Linked DNA regions of Homo sapiens: region 2 is linked to region 1. The links are chromatin contacts, found by Hi-C or POLR2A ChIA-PET in ENCODE. All regions are on one chromosome and are shown on one strand. The core of a region is the stretch at or near the end of the contact, and the rest is flanking DNA. Distances in the headings are between cores, read along the strand shown. Region 1 overlaps ERICH3 (glutamate rich 3). Region 2 has its middle 20 kb from the start of ERICH3.

What was found. A loop is a pair of places that touch in the nucleus more often than their neighbours do. ChIA-PET counts read pairs that join two places held with the same protein, here RNA polymerase II (POLR2A). Pooled maps may share reads with other maps.
Region 2: a map of PC-3 shows a loop between it and region 1 (6-fold over the local background). The contact joins two enhancer-like sites. A Hi-C loop is called at or near these places in 3 of 168 maps with a recorded cell type or tissue (MCF 10A, PC-3 and PC-9), 13 of 37 single-sample maps with no recorded cell type and 8 of 50 pooled maps. POLR2A ChIA-PET finds 5 or more read pairs at or near these places in 3 of 52 experiments (activated B cell and activated T-cell).

What each region holds. Positions count from the first base shown.
Region 1 is chr1:74,650,890-74,654,689 of GRCh38, forward strand. The region is part of intron 1 of ERICH3 (glutamate rich 3); the gene reads right to left. Among named protein-coding and RNA genes, the nearest start is that of ERICH3, 21 kb to the right of the region's middle. Within about 2 kb of position 1,887, at least 4 of the 41 ENCODE cell types and tissues checked have a DNase peak (open chromatin) inside an H3K27ac peak, as active enhancers do; they include PC-3 and PC-9, where a contact is called at or near this core.
Region 2 is chr1:74,691,619-74,695,418 of GRCh38, forward strand. No RefSeq gene overlaps it. Among named protein-coding and RNA genes, the nearest start is that of ERICH3, 20 kb to the left of the region's middle. Within about 2 kb of position 2,038, at least 2 of the 41 ENCODE cell types and tissues checked have a DNase peak (open chromatin) inside an H3K27ac peak, as active enhancers do; they include PC-3 and PC-9, where a contact is called at or near this core.

The sequences.
Region 1 (3,800 bases), core at 637-3,136:
AGAGAGAGAGAGAGAGAGAAAGACAAAGAGGAAGACAGACAGAGATAGACAGAGGCAGAGTCAGGGAGAGGCAGAGAAAGAAAGAGAACAAGAAAGCTTAAAGATAGTCCAAACGCAAAGCTGTCTTTAAAAAAATGCATACTCTATTACTGGCAACAAAGTTTTATAATCTATACATTTTATGAACCACTAATCCTTAATTTATTCAAAGATCAGAGCAGGGACTCATATTATAGAGTCAAGTAAATATCATTAGCAACAATTTTATTTAACAGTTTGTACTCCTTAATTACATGGAGATGATATAAGTGACTCCTTCATGCCTCTTTTCTCCTTAACAGCCCATCGCAGGAAAGTTCCATGCTGCCAAACAGTAAGAAAAGTTTAATTTCATCCTCAAAAGAGACTGAAAAGCAGTTACAAAGCTTAGAAACCAAGGTGCCACATGAGGGTTGCAGACATATGAACAACTGCAAAAGCCATTATTTCCCTAGGTTTATGTAAAAAGACAACCCAAGAGCTTCAGTAAGGCACATAGAAAACCAGCTCCGGATAATGCTTTGAAACCATCTTTTAAATGAACTGCCTTGGTGTCCTATAGTTCATCAAAGGTTTCCTGTCTCCAAAAGGTCAACATTGTATACCTTACCCTTTCTAAATCTCAGAATATCTTTTCAGCTCCTCATTTCAGAAAGGTGAGCAGGTGTCTCTCAGTCCTAACAATCATGATTCCACAGTTCACAGATTCTTAAGATAAATCATTAGAGTGATATCATATATAGTCTTTTGTCTGTTTTTCAGGCTCAAGTTTTTTCTTAAAAAAATCAATAATTTTGGAATAGCTGGGAGTGCTAAAACCCGATTAAATGAAGTGGGGGTCAAAAAGTTGGGATCACATAAACCTCAACTTCCCTATTGACTGATAAATTATCCCCTTCCTTAATTCAGGCTCTGTAACTTCTTTAATATTTAGATCCTAATAACAATTGCTTAGCCAGCTTTGGTAGCACCTGATTTTAATTCTGCTCTCTCGGGCTTCTACTAACAAATGTGTGCACGATGCCTGTCCAGGCTTACAAATCGTCAAGCAGGTCCAGTTGGGTTGAAACCTTTTTACACATCATCTTTTCCTATTTAGGAATAAATGTGGGTTCTTGCTTGGGATACCACTTGTAAGCAACTCCTTCCACAACTATCACCATATGACTAGCTTGGTAGGACAGCTGAATAATAACCGGCTCAGTTATTTCATTTTTAGACAATGCTGGAATTTTTTTAACTGAAACTTTACATTACTAAATTGTTTGATATCAAGAAATTGCTCTAAAGTAAATTATATACAGATTTGGTAAAATGGTCAATTCAAGCATTTCCACTGCATGCATATACATGTGACCATCTTTCTGACCATCAAGACTCCTTTCCAGGGAGATGGTCAAATGCTGCGTGGGCCAGTGTCAGCTACACTGTGGTCTGGCTGATCCTCTCTGTTCTGGTCCTTTTCACCTGTACTTGATATGCGCTTGTAGCCCATTTTCACATTTACCCAGTTACAAGAGCTCACTGACCAACACAAACTCAGGTTAGCAGAGCTTTTCTGAAATTCCACCCTTTTCCTCTGCGTTCAGTGCTACTTACTCCCTTCACTTTTCTTTTCTTTTTTTTTTTTCTTTCTTGCTCATGGCATAACCCTGGGCTGACTAAGGTCACCTTGCTCTGGGCTTGGTGATTGTGTTGCAGCTTGTATGTTACACTCTGCATCCAGTGTCAACACTAGACTTCCTGGTCGTGCTGCTTCAGGCCTGTGATCCTCCACTGCACCCTTTTCATCGATTCCGTTGGTCACAGCAAGCACCAGGGCATTGTGACCATATTACTCGCAGGCTATGTTGTCATGCCAAGACCCACAAGTCACTGGCCAGACCAGTCTAACACGTTTGTTTCTTTATGTGATGAACAAGACTATCTACCCATCCCCTGGTCACTAGGTGGGGGAAAAACCCACTTCCTGGCTCAATGCACTGGGGAAAACAGTCTCCGAGGAAACAGAGCAACCTTGTCTCCATGCTGGTTCCTGTTTCCCTCACTTCAGTGCACACACCACATCCTTCAGGGCCTGAAGTTTAGAGGAGCCAAAGCTGAGTCACCGGGGTGCTACCTTCCCAGCTGCGGCCTTTCAGCACTTAACCCTCTAACCCTGCCTCCCACCATGTAATATATAAATGTGGCTCTGTAGTAAAGTCAGTGATTCATAACAATCCCTTCTCCTGATCCCAAAGAGAGATAGTCTACCATATAAAAATCCCAGCTAAAAGGAAAGGCACTATAATAGTTTTTTTAAATCACAAAAGCTTATTGTTTAATGACTAATTTTAGGTTATTCTGTAAGGCATTAGGGACACAGAGATGGCACAGACACTGCACTCATGGAGCTCCCAATCTAGTGGGGAGATGCACACACTAGATACACACTGTGTGTGCACGTGTGTGTGTGTCTGTGTCTGGGTATGTATGTGAGAGAGAGAGAGAACGAGAGAGAGAGAGAGAGAGGAGAAAGAGAGAGAGAGGAGAAAGAGAGAGAGAGAGTTCTTCCCGTATCATAAGCTAATTAATTACCAAGTATCTCCATGTCAGGCACTGAATCCTGAGCTGGGGAAGGAGTGTAATATCCATATTCCATTTTGCAGATTACAAAGCACTCTCACATACATAGTCTCATCTAGTTGTTTTAGACCCATGTAATATGAACAATATCTAACTATTACAGCTCTTTTATCTTACTAAAGTGGAAAAGCTCCAAAACAAGATTATTGCTTAATGTGAGTCAGTTTTAGGAAAACCTAAGGCAATATTTCTTTATGGATCACATTGATAATGTTATTTCTTCTGGCCTGAAGCACCCTGTAACTCTACCCTCATCTCTCCCTGTACTACCCATCCCCACACTGTCTACATTACCTTTGGGGATGAAAAGAGATAGAGAAATGCCAACTCTAGCTTCAGTTCAATTCTGGCTCCACCATTACTGGCTCCATAACTGTGAACAAGTGACCCTCTGCCTCAATTTTTCTGCCTTTCAAAAACACTAGTATACGAACACAGTTCAGCCAATTCTTTGTCAATTTATTATAAGATTGCCTTTTCTCCCATTTCAAATAACATGTTCCTCATTTCCATTTGAAACCTCATTAAAATGACCTTTACCATCTGTATTTCCACCAATATTCTGTTTATTATTGTTTATGTAGTCTCTAAGAAGATGGAGGTTTTCTCTCGTTTCTGAGTCCTCACAAGAATCACCTTTAAAAATTGCCTCATGGCAATCTAGGCTTTTTCTAGCATGCACCTCAGAGCTCTTCCAGCCTCCACCTATTATTTAGTTCCAAAGCCACTTCCACATTTTTAGATATGTATATCCTACTGTTAGTACCAACAGTATATATGTATATCCTACTGTAGGATATGTGTATATATATATATGTATGTATATATGTATATCCTACAGTAGGATATGTATATCCTACTGTTTCTCTTAGTTTCTTTGGGGCTGCTCTAACAGAATACCATAGCCTAGGTAGCTTAAACAAACACTATTTTTGGAGGCTGGAAGTCTAAGATCAGGGTACCAACATGTTTAGGTTCTTGAAGAAGACCCTCTCCCTTGTTTACAGATGACAGTCTTCTCATCGTGTCCTCATATGGGAGAGAACAGAGAGAGAAGCAAGCTCTCTTGTGTCTCTTCTTATAAGGGCACCAATCCCTCATGATCTGATTACCTCCCAAAGGCCTCATCTCCAAAT
Region 2 (3,800 bases), core at 788-3,287, 41 kb after region 1:
CATATTTTACCTGTGACAGCTGAATAGTGAGAACAGAGTATTTAATTATAATACCACTTAGTCAAGTATGTTAAAATATAATTTACAGAAACAAAGAAAAAAATAAATAAAAATAAAGAAGAAACTTGAATTAACCAAAGTTATAATATAATAATTATAAATATTACATATATATTCACTTGTATGGGTACTATGTACAAAGACATATATATTTTAAAATCATTTCACTCAATACATTACATGGTTCCACAGGAATAATTATTACAGTGTTCTTTTAAAAAACAAAGTGTGTGTTGAATATATTAAAAAGAGGTACAAAGGAATAAAAATTCAAACATAGAGTGAATTAATGTTGCCAGCTAATGTAATTAGAACTATCACCTGGGAAAACATATCCTACAATAAGCAAGGAAGCTGAATTATTTCTATCTACAAAAATATTTGATCAGAAAATAAAAATTATGTTTATTATAAAGTCTATTTTTTAATCATCTGCTTAAAATCTGCAACATGTATTTCAGAGGCTAATTTAAATGCCATCTGGTGGCATTTATTCATATTTTGGAATTTTATATCAATCTGAATAAATTTTAAGAATTGAAAAAATAAAATGATAAAAATAAAATTTCTTATAAGAACCAGATTTGGCTACGTAATATTGATTTCTTCATTGGAATGATTACCACATCCTGATCTACAAAATAATGAGCTTCCATGAGGGTCATGTAAATAAGCAGTATTGCCAATGTACAAGTGTCCTATATCAAACCTGCAAGGGGTAATTGTCTATAATTCAGCCTCCTACAAGTTTGGACATGCTTTACATGTAGCCAAGTGGATGAAAATATGAGATAAACTAGTTTATCTTGTGATGTTAAAAAATGAAAGAAAACTATTTTAAGTATATTTGAATTTTTCAATGTAGGTAATCATCATTGGAAAGATGGTTTAAAATTAAACTTTATTTCATATAGCCATACAAATTTCACTATTGGTTTTACAGAAATGTTTACTCCGTTTTGAATAAGACCACACAGGTATATCTCCTTAAGAATTACAGATACAATGTGTTATATTACAAGATACATAAACTGTTGAATGAATGAATTAATGTCATCAGCTTAATGACTGAGTTGGGCTAGATTATGATATTTCTTTCAAACACAAGATTACACCAAAGCCCCATCATCTTTCACTGGATTATTGCAGTGGCCTCTAAGTGGTCTTCCATTGTCTGTTCCCTACACAGCAGCCAGAGTGGTCTTGTTAAAACCCAGCTTAGATTGTGTATTTCCTGAATACCCTCCTATGACTGCCAGTGATGAATAGTGAGTGGTTTGAGTGGATTGCCACTTACTGGGTCTCAGCATCTACTGGAGCATCTTAGCCTGCCACCCTGTATAGCGAATGCTAGAATGCCAAAGTTTCTTTTAAAGTTTTTAAAAATTGTTATATATTTAAGAGACACAAGTGCAGATTTCTTTTTTTTTTTTTTTTGAGATGGAGTCTCACTCTCTCGCCTAGGCTGGAGTGCAGTGGCGCGATCTCGGCTCACTGCAAGCTCCGCCTCCTGGGTTCACGCCATTCTCCCGCCTCAGCCTCCCGAGTAGCTGGGACTACAGGTGCCCACCACCATGCCCGGCTAATTTTTTATGTTTTTAGTAGAGACGGGGTTTCACCGTCTTAGCCAGGATGGTCTCGATCTCCTGACCTTGTGTTCCGCCCGCCTCGGCCTCCCAAAGCAGATTTCTTATACTTGTTATTCCTTCTGCCTGGAAAGCTCTGTATCCGGATATCTGTCCACAGGACTGACTTCCTCATTTCCTTTAGGTCTCCTGTTCAAATATCATCTTTCCTGACTATGCTGCATAAAAATAGCAACTGCTCCTGATATTCTCTTGACCCCTTGCTCTATTTCATGTTTCTTTGTAGCTCTTCTCGTCGCTGGACAGTGTACTTGCCTGTCTATCTGCTTATTGTCAGTCTTTCTCCATTGAAATGCAAATTCCATGAAACCAGAGTATTTGTCACTGAAGTATAACCTACCTGCAGAACAATGTCTGGCTCAGAGTAAGGGTTTAACAAATACTTGTTAAATGAGTAATATTTACTTGAAACATTTATGGAAGATTTAGTCAGATGGAAAAGCAAAAGGTTTTTACAACTTGTCAACCACTTACTATGAGGAAAGTACTATTTTCTATCTTATGTGAGGCAAAAGATCACAGACCCATTCCTGAATAAATGAACAGAACAGTGGGAGTCAAATGTCAATAAATAATTGTAATCCATTAATTCATTCAATCTTTATTTATTGAACATTAAGTAGAAGGCGGCTAGATTTTTCAAATCTTTTCTATGTGCCAGGCATCAGGCAAAAACATAATAAGGTTTGTTTAATATATCTTTCATAACAATCAAATAAGTAACTATTATCCCTGATTTACAACCAAAAAAACCTGAGGCTTTCCAAGGATATCCTGCTAGAGTCCAAGGTTGCCACACTACTGAAAAATAAAGACTATACCCTAGTTCTGTCTCATCCTATATTGTTACGGTACTGAAAGGAACACAGAGAAAAGCCACCTGATCATTAGTGAGGTCAGAAAAGCCTTCTAAGTAAAAGTAACACCTACGGTAAACCTTCAAAAGTAATATACTGAAATTAGGCAAAGAAAGGAGAGAGAGTAAGGCATCCTGGCCTGAAGAAATAACATCTGTGAATTATTGTGATATTGTAATTTCCATGAAGAGAGAAACACAGGTCTTAGTGCCTTTGTCTTTAATAATAAAGTAGATTGAAATTTAACTGTCTGAATTTGTTACTAAAATATAAATATACACCCCTCTAGAAACAATGACAGAATGAGTTAATATGTGATATAACTCAATCAGGCAATGCAAATAATCAGCATGAAGGAATTACCTATAAGCACAAGACTGACGAACATCTAGTATTCCAGATTTTAACAAAAGAGATATGATTGCCTATAAACAACTTTTCCCATTTGTAGTATATAATTAAATAACTTATGTGGCAATTAAATTACATGCCAATTAAACAGAATTGCAAGTGCTAACATAACAAGTTAAAACAAGTGGAAGTTATTACTGAAACACATCAATTGCTTTTTTCTACTAAGTTGAATTGACATTTAAAAAATTAACACTGACCTATGTTATGCACTTTCAGTATTTAGAATGTGAGTTAGGCTGTTAAAAGTTTTAAAGGTAAAAAATTGAAAAAGGGTAAAAGAAGTAGATTCTTGTTTCACCTAAATAAAATAATAAACAAAAATAATTTTTAATAGATTGGTTTTACTTATTTTTTAATTCCTTTTTTTCTCTGAATAATCAAAAATAAGCTTTACTTTGAAGTAAGATGGCAGGTGCCCAGAGCTAAGCTTTGATTGCACATAAAACCAGCTTTTTCATACTTGATCCAAATGTCAAATGTCAAATTTCTACTTTACAGTTAATGTACAAACATGTATATATACACCTCTGTGTGTTCTTCTGTGATACAATTTAAATTTCAGATTAAATGTGTATACATACATATGTATGTATATATATACACACACATACATACACAAATATATTAACTTTTATTTAAAGTTCAGGGGTATATGTGCAGGTTTGTTACATAGGTAAACTTATGTCCTACAGGTTTGTTGTACAGATTATTTCATTGCCCAGGTATTGAGCCTAGTTCCCATTATTTTTTCTGACCCTCTCCCTCCTCCCACCCTCCATACTCTGACAAGCCCCAGTGTGTGTTGTTCCCCTCTGTGTCCATG